2 separate regions of the Homo sapiens genome follow, and region 1 is linked to region 2. Evidence: read pairs that join two places in POLR2A ChIA-PET (ENCODE). Cell type or tissue: PC-3. All regions are shown on one strand. Each heading gives the region's core, and the rest is flanking DNA. Links, peaks and the distances in the headings are about the cores only. Region 1 has its middle 190 kb from the start of LINC00882. Region 2 has its middle 380 kb from the start of LINC00882.

The links. Peaks named below come from ENCODE experiments on the same cell type or tissue, not always from the same donor. Only the 100,000 strongest peaks of a DNase experiment are listed, where the experiment ranks them.
Region 1: POLR2A ChIA-PET joins it to region 2 with 5 read pairs; 3 of 35 experiments call an interaction of 5 or more read pairs at or near these places.

The regions. Positions count from the first base shown.
Region 1 is chr3:107,042,474-107,050,232 of GRCh38, reverse strand. No RefSeq gene overlaps it. Among named protein-coding and RNA genes, the nearest start is that of LINC00882, 190 kb to the left of the region's middle. In PC-3, for the core only: no CTCF peak of the experiment used is centred there; no DNase peak of the experiment used is centred there.
Region 2 is chr3:106,856,157-106,863,915 of GRCh38, reverse strand. No RefSeq gene overlaps it. Among named protein-coding and RNA genes, the nearest start is that of LINC00882, 380 kb to the left of the region's middle. In PC-3, for the core only: a CTCF peak has its summit at 1,655; a DNase peak (open chromatin) is centred at 3,525.

The DNA.
Region 1 (7,759 bases), core at 1,051-6,050, 190 kb before region 2:
CACTTACAAGTGAGAACATGTGGTATTTGGTTTTCTATTCCTGCATTAGTTTGCTAAGAATAATGGGCTCCACATCCATCCACGTCCCTTCAAAGGACATGATCTCATTATTTTTTATGGCTATATAGTATTCCATGGTGCATATGTACCACATTTTCTTTATCCACTCTGCCACTGATGGGTATTTAGGTTGATTCCATGTCTTTGCTCTTGTGAATAGCGCTGCAATGAACATATGCATGCATGTGTCTTTATGACAGAACAATTTCTATTCCTTTGGGATATACCCAAGAATGGGATTGCTGGGTCAAATGGTATTTCTGTTTTTAGGTCTTTGAGGAATTGTCACACTGTCTTCTGCAATGGATGAACTAATTTACACTCTCAACAACAGTGTATAAGCATTCCTTTTGCTCTGCAACCTCACCAGACATCTGTAAGTTTTGGACTTTTTACTAATACCCATTTTGACTAGTGTGAGGTGGTATCTCATCGTGGTTTTGATTCGCATTTCTCTAATGATCAGTAACGTTGAACTTTTTATCATATACTCATCGGGCACATGTATGTCTTCTTTTGAAAAGTGTCTGTGCATGTCCTTTGACCACTTTTTAATGGGATTTGAACAAATATTTATTATCTATTATCTGGTGAATACAGTACAAGATGCTGTAGATATAATGATAAACAAATTAATATCATTGCTGCCTTCATGTTGCTTATGGTCCGGTAATAAACACAGACGTTAATCAACTAATTACACAAATATATAATCAAAATGAGATGAAAGTACATGAAATGTATAGAATGTTATGGCAGACTATTTGAGGAGGATCTTGTGTAGGTTTGGATTATTTGGGGTCTAGAGAAGGCTTCCCAGGAGAAGAGGGAAGGCAGAGCAATGCAGAAATGGACGAGTACATACAAAGGACTTGAGATGAATGGAATCATGAAGTGTGAGGAATTTGAAGAAGTTTAAGTGTACCAGAAGCACACACAGGGAGGATAAGTGGAGGCCCGTATGAGCAAAATGTCTATGGTTGTATTAAAGACCATTTTTGAAAGAGAGTGACATGATCAAATTTTCATTTTAAAGTAACATTTTGGCCGCAGTATGGAGATTAGAGTAGACATGGGTGTTATGGACTGAATTGTGTCCACACACAATTCATATGCTGAGGACCCAAACCCCAATGTGACTATTTGGAGATAGGGACTATATGATGGTAATAAAAGTTAAGTGAAGTAAGAGGAAGGGTCTTAATCGGATAGGACTCATGCCTGTATAAGAAGAGGAAGAAACACCAGCGTGTGAGGTTGTGAGATCTTTCTCTTCCTCTCCCTTTCCCTCTTTCCCTACCCTGCACCTGTAACATCCACATAGAATAGGCCATGTGAGGACACAGAAATGAGGTGGCTGTTTGCAAGCCAAGAAGAGAGGCCTGACTAGAAACCAAGCTTGCTGGCACCTTGATCTTGGACTTCTAGGCTCCAGAGCTGTGAGAAAATGAATTTCTGTTGTTTAAGCCGCCCAGTCTGTGGTATTTTGTTACGGTAGCCTGAGAAGACTGATACAGGAAACTGTAATGGATATGAGAGTTCTGGGTAAGGGACCACAGCAGTGGTTCAGGTACGAGATAGTGGTAGTACGTATGACAGTGGGAATGGCAGAGAACAAGAAAAATTTACAAAATTGGGAGACTTTTCGTATGTGTAGAATTAACAGGATTTGGTGTTGGACTGTATATATAAGGTGAGAGAAAGAGGGATTAAACTTTGTGGCTTAAACTAGTGTGACCTGCACAACTAGATGAATGGCTTGCTCACTTTAAGAGTCACAAGAGGAGCATCAGGTTGGGGCCGTAACCCATAAGTTCAGATTCTCTCACATGAAGTTTTGGATGCCTTTGGATGTGTTGAAGAGACAGATGGGACTGGAGCTTAAAGAGAGAAATATTAAACAATGCTCACAGAATCTGTTGCTACGTGACTTCTCAGAATGTTTAATATGTGTAAATATATTATTGTGAATTGTGACTCTCTCATACAAGCTTATGGTTTCTTGCGGGTTTCTAAACATTGACCTCTTTTCTGAATGGAGAATCCCCCAGGGCTAGTAGTCTGTAGAATATAGTTGGTAAATGCTTGTCTGTAAGTGTATTTTTAATCGTTCTCTTTCCCTGCTGCTTGATATTAGTAGCTTTTGATTTTATTTAATAAGACATATTTTGGGCACATGATGGCCAGTGGATTCACAAGTTGTGGGAATGAAACAGAGAAGCATTCAAGACAAGAGCTTTGGCTATGAGCATTGCCAAGGTCCTATAGAGTGCCTGGTGGTAGCAGAGCTGAAAGCCCAGTGCAGAGCTGGAACAGCCCCTGCCTTCCAGGCCACTCCTAGATACTGTACAGAGAGAGAGAGTGATTAAACAACACCACCATCCTCAAGTCCTTGTCCCTCTATATAATTGTTGACTATTTTTCAGAGCTATACCATTCCTGAAGTTGAATCTATCTTAAAAACTTAAAACATGAATGTCTTTCTTGCACTGGCCTACACCAAGTTTTCAAAGTTATTACCTAGAGGTTCAAGTGAATTGAGTTTTATGGGCTTAGAATTTAGATAAATAGAACTTAATAAGTTATAATTCTCCTTAATGTTTCTGGCAAATATACTGTGTGCAACTTTCTACAACTGACTTTTTCATTCAACTTATATTCTAGAAATTTATTCATCTAACTACACATAAATTTATCTATTTTTAAGCTACTGCATAATATTCTATAGCATAACTATGTCAAAATATATTTAGACATTTAATTATATTCAACTACATTAAAAAAAACACCGTATATACCAGGTAAATTAGTAGCAGATACAGGAAGAGGAAGATCAAATATAAGAATTAAATCATTCTGCCTGCTCTTTGCCCCAAAGCTTATAAAAGCTACAAAAAGTTTACTATATTCATATTAATTACCTCCTCTTCATGTTTATTTTTGAGAGAAAAATGACTGGATAAACAAATTTCCAGAAAAACTCTTTATGCTAAATTTTATTCCTAATGTCAAATCCTCCATGCCATTTTTCTAGTTGTTCCAAAAAATATGATCTTTCACTTTTTTAGTGCTTCCTCTCCACTCCAATTAAATCACTTGGAAGCCTGCATTGGAGTTATTTATGAGAGCTTATTAAGGCACACAGCCTCTGCCTTTGTGTCCCTCGCAGTGCCTTGCTCAATGTGGTCCCACAGATATTTTTGGTTGGATTTTGAATTAAACTAGATTACTTTTTCAATTCTGGTGATTGGGTGACCAATGTGTTCTTGAGCTTCATGTGTGTCATTACCCTTCAGAGAGACAATTTTTCTTTTGAGTGACAGGTTTGGAGGTTAATGGTTTAAACATTTCCCAAAGCAGATCTATTAGTGATCCATGCTTTCTAATACCCCCTTCCACCTTGCTCTGCACTGTCTACATGAAGTATGGCCGCAGAATAATTGCTAGATAGTTGGAGATGTTGAACTCAATTATCAATTGCTACGAAGTAGAGAAAAGAAATTACATGAGCCATAGTTTTCATTAGGAAATATTCATAGAAATGAGGTTCAACCTGTGTTACAATAAAATGTTAATAAGACTTTTAAGAAGGCAATTAAAGAAACATGTTTACTTCTGGGATAACTGAATTCAAATCTATTATTCTTCAATTTGGCAAAAAAGGGTAGTTTGGGGGTGATTTAAGTGTAACATAGGTATATACTTGCTTTTCTCCAGGAAAACTTCCATTGTTATGAAGTTTCTACATGAATAATTTTAATTTTTTGAGATCTCCCTGTGGCAAAAATAAAACAATCAGAGGCATATTTATATACTTGCTCATACCTTTCCGCTGTAATATGTTTAGTAGCAATTTAAATTACCTTAATTTAGGGAGGCTCAAATCCCCTAAGATCCTTCGCTGTCCATGTGAAGATCAGAGTCAAGGAAAAATGACACTGCTCAGAGCTTAGAAATTCTCAGGCAGAGGCAGAAGTGGGAAGTCAAACTATCTGCCAAGAATTAATAAGCTAAAATAGGATGAGAGGAGTTCCTTCTTCCATTTTTTTTCATACTCCTTCCTTCACTGACTCTAAGCAGCTGTGGAAACTGTCAGTGCCCTGCCACTGTGCATGGCAAGCCTAGCATCAGCTGAACTCGTTGGCTTGTGAGTGCTGCCTTTGTCAGTTTCACTCTTGGCATCATGGAACGTGACCAACCTGGGTGTGAATGCTGCTGAGCTGCTCTTCTGAAATGTCAGAAGATACTATTGATTGCAACTCTGGCATTTTATAACGATAGTAAGTTCCTTGACAGGCTCTCTAGGCTCTAGCTTGGCCATTTACACTACAGGGGAGAAGGGACATTTCTTATATTGTGTGTGCATTTTTAGCTTTTTAAGGCAGAATTCTGGAATCAGCAGTCACTTTTTGTTGGAATTGCTAATGCCATAGGTTCAAATTATACAGTATGCACTGTATACCACTGTATAACACACTGGTCACCATGACTTTGGATATAAATCATCAGTAGGAAGCAAAGTCAGTATTATGTTGAACCCAAAGGAAGGAGATGAAGGCTACAGCATGAACACAGTAAGCCTGAGGTTAAAGAACCCAGGCTCTTCTGAGTTTTAATCTAGCATATTCTGAGCTTCTTAGATTGAGTCTTTCTTCATTACCACATTCTTCTATAAATTACAGGCAAATCGAAGACAGATAATGTCTTCTCACTCTTTAGTATAAAACTACTGGTACTGAATTCTGAGTATTTTGGTCACACTGTGTATTCATAGGTATTATTCTTGTTGGTGATCGCAGCAACTGTGCAGATAATTGCAGAGTTATCATCTCGATATGATTCCTTCTGTGATTAAAAAAGTTGAATATGTAAATGTAATTCTGGAGAGCACTGCCTTTAAATTTTATTATAAATTTTCCACACACAGTTATGCGAATCTAGGACTTCATAAGCGTCACTTAATGGTAATGATTGTCAGCTTTGTGGGAAATTTTATCTTTATAGATGGACTGAAAGAATATACAGAATTTTACATTTGTGGGAAATACAGTGTTGATGAAATACCTAATTAGGAGGATGATCTTTTCTGAGAGGGAAACAAGTAAATCTTCTGTTTCTTTCTGCTTAAAAAGAACATTAATGTTCCCTCATCTCTTCCTGAAGCCTTCCTCAGGATGGAGATACCATCTGAGTCACGTGTCTCAGAGTGAGAAAGCAGTGGAGTGCAGATGCAGGTTTTTTTTATCCTAGTGAAATGAAATACCAATTTTCTGGGATAAACTGTAAGTTCAGAGAAAATAGAATTTCCTGGCATGACAATTTTGGACATTCTTTGAGTGTTCATCAAAGAAGGCTGTGAATTGCTTCTGTCAGTATGACTGGCACAAGCTCTTACAATTGTTGACAGCTTGCAATTCTTTTTACTGACTTTGAAACAAATTATTGACAATATAATGCAGTAACTTTCATGTTAATGCAATAACAAAAATAAATGATTGAATACAAATTTTCAAATAATACCTCATACTTAGAAATTAAACTTCAGAATGACCTATATTTATTGTCATTCAATGACCATTTGATTGTATCAGGGTTTGCACTTGATTTCAGTTCTAAACAAGTTTTAGAATTTGAGGTGGTCTCCAAGGTGTCTACATAGTTGTATCGGTTTGGGCTAACACTGTCATTAATTCTGCTGGATAAATTGCTTATGACTTATGCTTTTACTCAGTGGCTGCTATATTTCAAATTATGTTGTAAATTGTGCTTTAGTCAGATTGTTTCTATGTCACAGCTAGCTGTGTTCTTATATGCTGTAAAATTGTTTGTATTGTAATAAAGTTCACTTCTTGATTTATCATACTTTTACAAGCCAAGATCTCAGATGATAACACATATTTATTACGGTGTTTAATGCTGCTTTCCACCTTTTGATTAAAGACTTATTTAGTCAACTAAAATGGGGTTTGATTTAAATTCCAATTAACCTTTTACTTCCTCTGTGCTTTTTCAGTGCATAGTGTTATTGTACCTTGATAATAGAGTACAGTTTTATTCCTTAATTCACTGAAACCAACTATATTAAGCCAGTTTGAGGCTCTGAACTCCAGTTATACTGCTGGGATGACTAAACTAATCGTTGTGAAATAAAATAAATGGTTCCCTTTATACAATTCTTAAACTTTATTTTCTGAAATTTCTGGAAATATGAATAAGCTATTTCTTAATAAAAGTTATTAAAAATATGAGTTACAGTTTTGCAAACTTGGATGAGCATCGTATGAATCTAGCTTTTGACACCACCACCTATTCAAACATATTTAATGCTTACCTTATAAGGTGCTTACCTTATATTCAATTTAATTCAATAAGACCTGGGCACTTGAGGCCATTGTAGTATGAAGCTGAATGGCATTTCCTAACTATGAAAAACTCAGTACCTAGCAGGGAAGACAAGTACATGAATAATTAGTATATTACATGGTAAGTTCTGATGAAGTAGTATATATGAAGTAGGGTGCAATACTAAGAATGGAGAATCTGATCTGAGACAACAGGAGAAGGCTTTCCATGAGAGGCGGGGCATTTGAATTATGTCAAAGTAAGAGTCTATCAGACACATGAAAGGATAGGGGATGAAATTCCAGGCAATAGAATAGCATAATCAGAGGCAGAAAGCAATGAAAGTGTATCGTGGATCTGGAAAACTCTGAGTAGTCAGGAATAAATAGTTCGTGGTATGTCTGTGGGAGATGGGGAAGGTGGGGTAGAAAGGTTGGTATAGGAAGGGTAGTATATTAAGATAAAAAGTTTGCATAGCCACATGGCTTTTTTTAAACTCTTATTTTAAGTTCAGGTTTATATGTGTAGGTTTGCTACATAGGTAAACTTGTGTCATGTGGGTTTGTTGTACAGGTTATTTCATCGCCCAGGTATTAAGCCTAGTACTCATTAGTTATTTTTCCTAATCCTCTCCTTCCTCTCTGCCTCCATCCTCCACTTGGCCCTAGTGTGTGTTGTTCCTCTCTATGTGCCCATGTGTTCTCATTATTTAGCTCCCATTTGTAAGTAAGAACGTGTGGTATTTGGTTTTCTGTTCCTGTGTTAGTTTCCTAAGGATAATGGCCTCCAGCGCCATCCATGTCTCTGAAAAGACATGATCTTTTTCTTTTCTATGGCTGCATAGTATCCCATGGTGTGTATGTACCACAATTTCTTTAACCAGTCTACCATTAATAAACATTTGAGTTGATTCCAGGTCTTTGCTATTGTGAATAGTGCTGCAGTGAACATACGTGTGCTTCTATCTTTATAATAGAATGATTTATATTCCTTTGTAATGGGATTGCTGTATCAAAAGCATTTCTTCTTTAGGTCTTTGAGGAATCACCACACTATCTTCTACAATGGTTGAACTAATTTACACTCCTACCAACAGTGTATAAGTGTTACTTTTTCTCTGCAACCTTGCCAGCGTCTGCTATTTTTTTCACTTTTTACTAATAGCCATTCTGACTGGTGTGAGATGATATCTCATTGTGGTTTTGATTTGCATTTTTCTAATGATTAGTAATGTTGAGCTTTTTTTTATTATTATACTTTAAGTTCTGAGGTACATGTGCAGAACGTGCAGGTTTGTTACATAGGTATACACGTGCCATGGTGGTTTGCTGCACCCATCAGCCCATCATCTACATTA
Region 2 (7,759 bases), core at 1,236-6,235:
ATTGTTTAGGACATCATATCCTAAGTCCTCACTGTTCTTTACATATGTCATGCTTTTGAACATCCTATGTGTTTACACTTGCTGCTCTCTTTGATGGAGATACTTTCCTCTTCTTTCTACTTACTGAACTCCTGTTCTTCCTTTAAGACCCAGCTCAAAACCCTTTCTTTGTGAACTTTTCCCTAACTCCTCTTCCATTCTGTATTTCCATAACACCATATAAAGAACACTTTTTACATTGTACTTTAGTTACTAGTCATTTTTCTATTTCTTCCACTAAACTGTGAATACAACAGTACCATCCATGTCTTATTCACCTGTGTATGTCTGTCTTTTCCATTTAGTATCTGTCCCGTAGTAGATATCCCATAGATTTCTTTGTTGTTAGATAAAAAAAAAAGTTCATTTAAATTTCTCTACACTACTAAATACAGAGTATAATTAAGTAGTTAATTGTATTCTGTATTCTGTGTATCCTGACACATTATACAGAGATAAATCTCTGGGAGAAAAGTATCTGTAAATGAAATTGAACATTGAACCGTAACTTCTTATTTTCCAAGTTGCTAGATCTTACTTTTGATAAATTATCAATCATTCTTATCAACTTTCTATCTGATCCATGACAAAATAGGAAATAATCTTTGAGTCAATATTTAATGCATTGCAGGGTTTACTATATTTAAAACAACTCTGGTATAAATCCTTTTATAAACTTGAGAGGGTTATAATATAAATAATTACTCCAAATTATAGCTTCACAATTTCTTAGACTGTGGATATGTTATAGTAGTAAAATGAACATATTCACTCATTTCTTGTCAAAACTAACTGGAAACATTTTCTTGCAATGATTGATATATAAGGACATTGAAACCCTAGTCAGTAGTTGAGACATTTCTAACTTTCTATCACAGATTTTTCACTTATTAAAAATAGTTTTTTATTGTTCACTGCTTTTCTTCTTGGGGGCAATTTATATCAAATTGCATGACTCGAACTTTGTTCAGGTTGAGAAATTGTGTATTTATGGTCAAAATATCTTCTCTTGTCTCTACGGCCTGTGTTTTATTTTTCTTTCTCTTTTTTTACATTCTCTTTCAGGTTCAATACTAAATGTGATGTCATTAAAGGGAAATTTTCTAAACAAATTTTAGAGAACTGAAGCAATTTCGTTGAAAGATTAGCTGCTACTAACACTTAAAATGTGAGATGTCCGTGCATCTTATATAGTCATTTGAATACATTAAATTTTTGAATCTCTAACAAAGAATGATTTAGTAAATTTTACATTAATAAAGTAAATGTTAATTAACAGACAATACTTAAAATGACTTCAAAATCTGCATGCTAATGTCAGCTCTTGGCAACAACAGTAAAAGTTGATTCATAAAAATGAGTCCTCAGGGTAGCTGCTTTTACGTAAACTGACTTCTCAAATGTATGAAAAATGGGAAGCATTGCTTCTTAGCTAAAACTTAATAAAGTGGTCACAGAAATGTCTTTCTGTGAAAAGGTAAGTTCTTAGGCTGTTTGGGCAAAGAGAATTCAAGGAAATGAACTCATCACTGCTGCCGCTTCTTGTCAAAATTTCATTGAAATGAATATAGTTCTTTTATCAAAATAAACATGACATGAATTCCAGAGCTCACTGTTCCTGTTTTTGCTGTTGGAGGTGCTGTTGGTTTTTCTTGCAGCTATAAATGATGCTGAAGGAATGCAGGCTAGAATCTAATGAATTTTATGCCGAGCAATCACAGAACCAGCATACTTTTCACTATCATCCCATTTATGGAAGGATTTTTGTTTTACAAAGCTATTGATACAGAAAAGTCTATAGAATTCGTGATGTTTGATCAAGCCTGGCAGGAAAAGTCTATCTTTTGGAGCACTGTACCCTCCAGTTACTGTATCTTTGTTTCTTTTGAAGATGTGAGAAATTGTATAGAAGGGGTGCTTTTTTAGGTAAGCTGATGGTAGTGCTAGATTATATTTAGAGGTATTTACTTAAGCACAAAGCTACTGGTGAAAGCCCAAGTGACTTATCACTCAGTAGAAAGATGAAGTAACAGGTTTTAACTCTGAAGACACTGCTACAAGATATGAAACGAAACAACTTATCCTTTTCAGGGAGAGTATTCATATTTACCAGAGAGAACAAAAGCCTAAAATACTAAGCTATTTGACTCAAAAAGGACTCAAAGCTCCAAGCCTTTGTTGAAAGTGCTTGTTCAGTGTAAAACCATTCCCGTGACTGTTTCTTTTTAATTTTTAATATTTTATTTCAATAGGTTTTTGTGGAATAGGTGGTGTTTGGTGACATGAGTAAGCTCTTTAGTGGTGATTTCTGATATTTTGGTGCACCCATCACTCGAGCAGCGTACACTGTACCCAATGTGTAATTTTTATCCTTTGCCACCCCCACCCTTTCCCCTGAGTCCCCAAATTCCAATGCATTATTCTTATTTGTAAGAGGTCAATAACTCAAATGATTTGATAAAAATCTTTTTGTGTACTCATCTTAGAAACAGAGACTAAAACTTGTTTCCAATGTATTACTTTGCGATGTTTTAAACAATGCCTCAGAAATATTTTATTTGGTGACCATATGGAACCTGACAGTGATTTGCATTTAAGGAGACTTCTTTAAAAACTGTTTGCATATAGAATAATTTAAGGGGGTCAGATTAAAGAGAGTTCCACACTTACGTTACTTCCATCCATTGTTTCAAGCCACAATTCAACCTTAGTTTCTGTTTTAGTTTTCTTTTTTTAATTAATAACACATAGAGCCAACTAGGCATGAGGCACTCTAAGGGAAGCGAAATGGAAAGAAAATGATTCTGCCTTTGAGGAGGTGCAATCTAACTGGGAAGAGAAGTCACAAATAATTGACTTTCTTGCTTGGTGTGTAAAATATGATAAAGCTGTACACATGGTTTATAGACGTGCTGATGGGTGTTGTAATGACCATTAATTCACTAACTCCATTTGGTTTTTAATATTTGGAAAATCATTAGGCAAGCTGCAGATGAGGGGCATATAACAATAGTATTTTGGACTATTAGTTGTGTGGTTCTCAATTTACTCTTTGCTGCTTTTAAAATACTTAGCAACACTGCTAGACCAAACATCAACGTTGTCTCTCTGTTTTTGTTTTTTTAAAGATTGATTTTGGTGTAAGTAATGAGATGGCAAAATTTCAAAGAAGCATACATGGGCTATTTTACCAGGTACATTAGAGTTGAGAACAATGTTGGTAGAAACCATTTTTGAATTAAGTACATTCATTGGTAAGTGTTCTTTTTCTTTTTTTTTTAATTAATAGGTTGGAAACTAGCATTTATAAAGTTAGTTATTTGAGCATTTTTGTGACTATCTGCTACTTTAGGAAGACCCTGTAAAAAGTAGAAAAAATAAGATAGGACAAAACTACATATGTATACATTCTATACATGACTTTGCTTACAAAACTCATTGGATAACTAATGCCAATGACTCACAGGTTTGAAATGAGATCAGTTACTCTATTTTCAACATATTCCATCTGATTACATGGTAAGGCATAGTCAGTGTAACCCTAAGGACAACAGCAGAATCATAGTGTATGTATACTACCTGAATTTATGTCTAGGGACTAGATTTAAAATTATCCAGTATTAATTATTGTGGTCAGTATGGTTTGAACAACCCAGAAAAGCTTTAATAAACTGCAGGAATTCAGTTGCTTTAAACCAACATGAGGGCAAAATGCACAGGCAAAATTTCTAGGACTTATAAAAGGGGACTATCCAAATCTTGTAGTAATAGTATTTGATAAGGAAGAAAAATGCTTTGAATAGGATGGAAAAAGAAGGCAGGTATCACTTTTCTCCTATTACATTCTTGCTTAAATCAAGTTTGTTTGAGAGAATGATTTTTGGGTTGAGATGGATTTTATTTACAGTTGAAATTTTTTAGGATTAAAAAAATGGCCTTTAAAGAAAATACATACTTGATGCTAAGACTAAAACAACAACAGCAACAAATAAATATCTCAATTCTAGTTCAGGTTAATTATTTTTCTAATTATTCATATCATTCAAGTTAATTCATTTTTCTCTAATAAATGATTATTGAGTATCCATGGACTATCTTTCTTAGTTGGGTTTTGGGCTTATTTCCCCTGCAAGATTATTTCTTATGAAAAATGTTTTGAAATTAGCTCTTTGCGATCTATGAACTATCTGGCTTATAATGTAAAAAGCAGCCATATAGGTTAAATAAAGTTTTAGTGTATATATATTTGTATGACTCATTAAGAAGCAATGTAGAATTTTAAGATTTTTTATAGTTAACATCATAATGCTTTAAAAATCTTTGAACTATAGGTCATAAAGATATTCCCTTATACTTACAAAATCTCTAAAACTTTGCTTTTCACATTTAAGTCATGAATTCATATTAATTGATTTTACATATGGAAAATTATCACTGTTTATTAAAGAGAACTTCATTTCCCCAGTGATGTGAAATGCCAGCTCTCTCATATGTTGTTTGGACCTATTTCTGGTCTCCCTAGTCCCACTCTATTGGGCAGTTTGGTTTTCTCTGAAATTATATCACATTGTCTTAATTCATCTAGTAATATAATAAGCTCTGCTTCTGCAATGACGGCAAGTCTACACTCCTTTTTCTTTTTCTTTTATTTAATTTTACTTTAAGTTCTGGGATACATGTACAGAATGTGCAGGTTTATTACATAGGCATACATTTGCCATGGTGGTTTTCTGCACCTATCAACCTGTCATCTAGGTTTTAAGCCCCGCATGCATTAGATATGTGTCCTAATACTCTCCCTCCCCTTACCTCCTAACCCCTGACAGGCCCCAGTGTGTGATGTTCTCCTCCTTGTGTCCATGTGTTCCCATTGTTCAACTCCCACTTATAAGCAAGAACATGTGGTGTTTGGTTTTCTGTTCATGTGTTAGTTTGCTGAGAATGATGGCTTCTAGCTTCATCCATGTCCCTGCAAAGGACATGAACTCATTCTGTTTTGTAGCTGTATTATATGGTGTATATGTGCCACATTTTCTTTATCCAGCCTATCATTGATGGGGATTTGGGTTGGTTCCAAGTCTTTGCTATTGTAAATAGTGCTGCAATAAACACATGTGTGCATGTGTCTTTACAGAAGAATGATTTATAATCCTCTGGGTATATACCCAGTAATGGGATTGTTCGGTCAGATGGTATTTCTGGTTCTAGATCCTTGAGGAATTGCTACACTATCTTCCACAATGGTTGAACTAATTTACACTCCCATCAACAGTGTAAAAACGTTTCTATTTCTCCACATCCTCTACAGCATCTGTTGTTTCCTGACTTTATAATAATCGCCATTCTAAAAGGCCTGAGATGGTATCTCATTGTGGTTTTGACTAACCTTTCTCTAATGACCAGTGATGATGAGCATTTTTTCATATGCTTGTTGGCTGCACAAATGTCTTCTTTTGAGAAGCATCTGTTCATATCCTTCACCCACTTTTTGATGGGGTTTTTTTTTCTTGTAAATTTGTTTAAGTTCCTTGTAGATTCTGGATTTAGACCTTTGTCAGACAGCTAGACTGCAAAAATTTTCTTCCATTCTGTAGGTTACCTGTTCATTCTGATGATAGTTACTTTTGCTCTGCAGAAGCTCTTTAGTTTAATTAGATTCCATTTGTCAATTTTGGCTTTTGTTGCAATTGTTTTTGGTGTTTTAGTCATGAAGTCTTTGCCCATGCCTATGTCCTGAATGGTATTGCCTAGGTTTTCTTCTAAGGTTTTTATGGTTTTGGGTTTTACGTTTAAGTCTTTAATCCATCTTGAGTTAATTTTTGTATAAGGTGTAAGGAAGGGGTCCAGTTTCTGTTTTCTGCATATAGCTAGCCAGTTTTCCCAACACCATTTATTAAATAGGGAAACCCTTCCCCATTGCTTGTTTTTGTCAGGTTTGTCAAATATCGGATGGCTGTAAATGTGTGGTGTTATTTCTGAGGTCTCTGTTCTGTTCCATTGGTCTATATATCTGTTCTGGTACCAGTACCGTGCTGTTTTGGTTACTGTAGCCTTGTAGTATAGTTTGAAGTCAGGTAGCGTGATGCCTCCAGCTTTGTTGTTTTTGCTTAGGATTGTCCTGGCTATATGGGCTGATTTATGGTTCCATATGAAATTTAAGGTAGTTTTTTTCTAACTCTACAAAGAAAGTCAATGGTAGTTAGATGGGAATAGCATTGAATCTATAAATTACTTGGGTAGTGTAGCCATTTTCATGATACTGATTCTTCCTATCCCTGAGCACGAAATTTTTTTCCACTTGTTTGTGTCCTCTCTTATTTCCTTGAGCAGTGGTTTGTAGTTCTCCTTGAAAAGGCCCTTCACATTTCTTGTAAGTTGTATTCCTAGGTGTTTTATTCTCTTTGTAGCAATTGTGAATGGGAATTCACTCATGATTTGGCTCTCTGCTTGTCTGTTGTTGGTGTATAGGAATACCTGTGATATTTGCACATTGATATTGTATCCTGAGACTTTGCTGAAGTTAATCAGCTTAAGGAGTTTTTGTGCTGAGAAGGGGTTTTCTAAATATACAATCATGTCATCTGCAAACAAAGACAATTTGAATTCCTCTCTTCCTATTTGAATACGCTTTATTTCTTTCTCTTGTCTGATTGCCCTGGCTAGAACTTCCAATACTATGTTGAATAGGAGTGGTGAGAGAGGGCATCCTTGTCTTGTGCTGGTTTTCAAAGGGAATGCTTCCAGCTTTTGCCCATTTAGGATGATATTGGCTATGGATTTGTCATAAATAGCTCTTATTACTTTGAGATATGTTCCATCAATACCTAGTTTTTTGAGAGTTTTTAGCATGAAGACATGTTGAATTTTGTCAAAGGCCTTTTCTGCATCTATTGAGATAATCATGTTTTTTTTGTCATTGGTTCTGTTTATGTGATGGGTTACATTTATTGATTTGTGTATGTTGAACCAGCCTTGCATCCCATGGATGAAGCCAACTTAAGCATGGTGGATAAGCTTTTTGATGTGCTGCTGTATTCTGTTTGGCAGTATTTTATTGAGGATTTTTGCATCAATGTTCAACAGGGTTATTGGCCTGAAATTTTCTTTTTTTGTTGTGTCTCTGCCAGATTTTGGTATCAGGATGATGCTGGCCTCATAAAATGAGTTAGGGAGGGGTCCCTCTTTTCTGTTGTTTGGAACAGTTTTAGAAGGAATGGTACCAGGTCCTCTTTGTACTTCTGGTAGAATTCGGCTGTGAATCTGTCTGGTCCTGGGTGTTTTTTGGTTGGTAGGCTATTAATTACTGCCTCAATTTCAGAACTTGTTGTTGGTCTATTCAGGGATTTGACTTCTTTCTGGTTTAGTCTTAAGAGGGTGTGTATGTCTAGGAATTTATCCATTTCTTCTAGAGTCGCTAGTTTATTTGCATAGAGGTGTTTGTAGTATTCTCTGATGATAGTTTGTATTTCTATGGGATCAGTGGTGATATCCCCTTTATCATTTTTTATTGTGTCTATTTGATCCTTCTCTTTTCTTCTTTATTAGTCTAGCCAGCAGTCTGTCTATTTTATTAATCTTTTCAAAAAACCAGCTCCTAGATTCATTCATAGGAGCTGAATTTTGAAGGATTTTTGAAGGATTTTTCGTGGCCGTATCTCCTTCAGTTCTGCTCTGATGTTAGTTATTTCTTGTCTTCTGCTAGCTTTTGAATTTGTTTGCC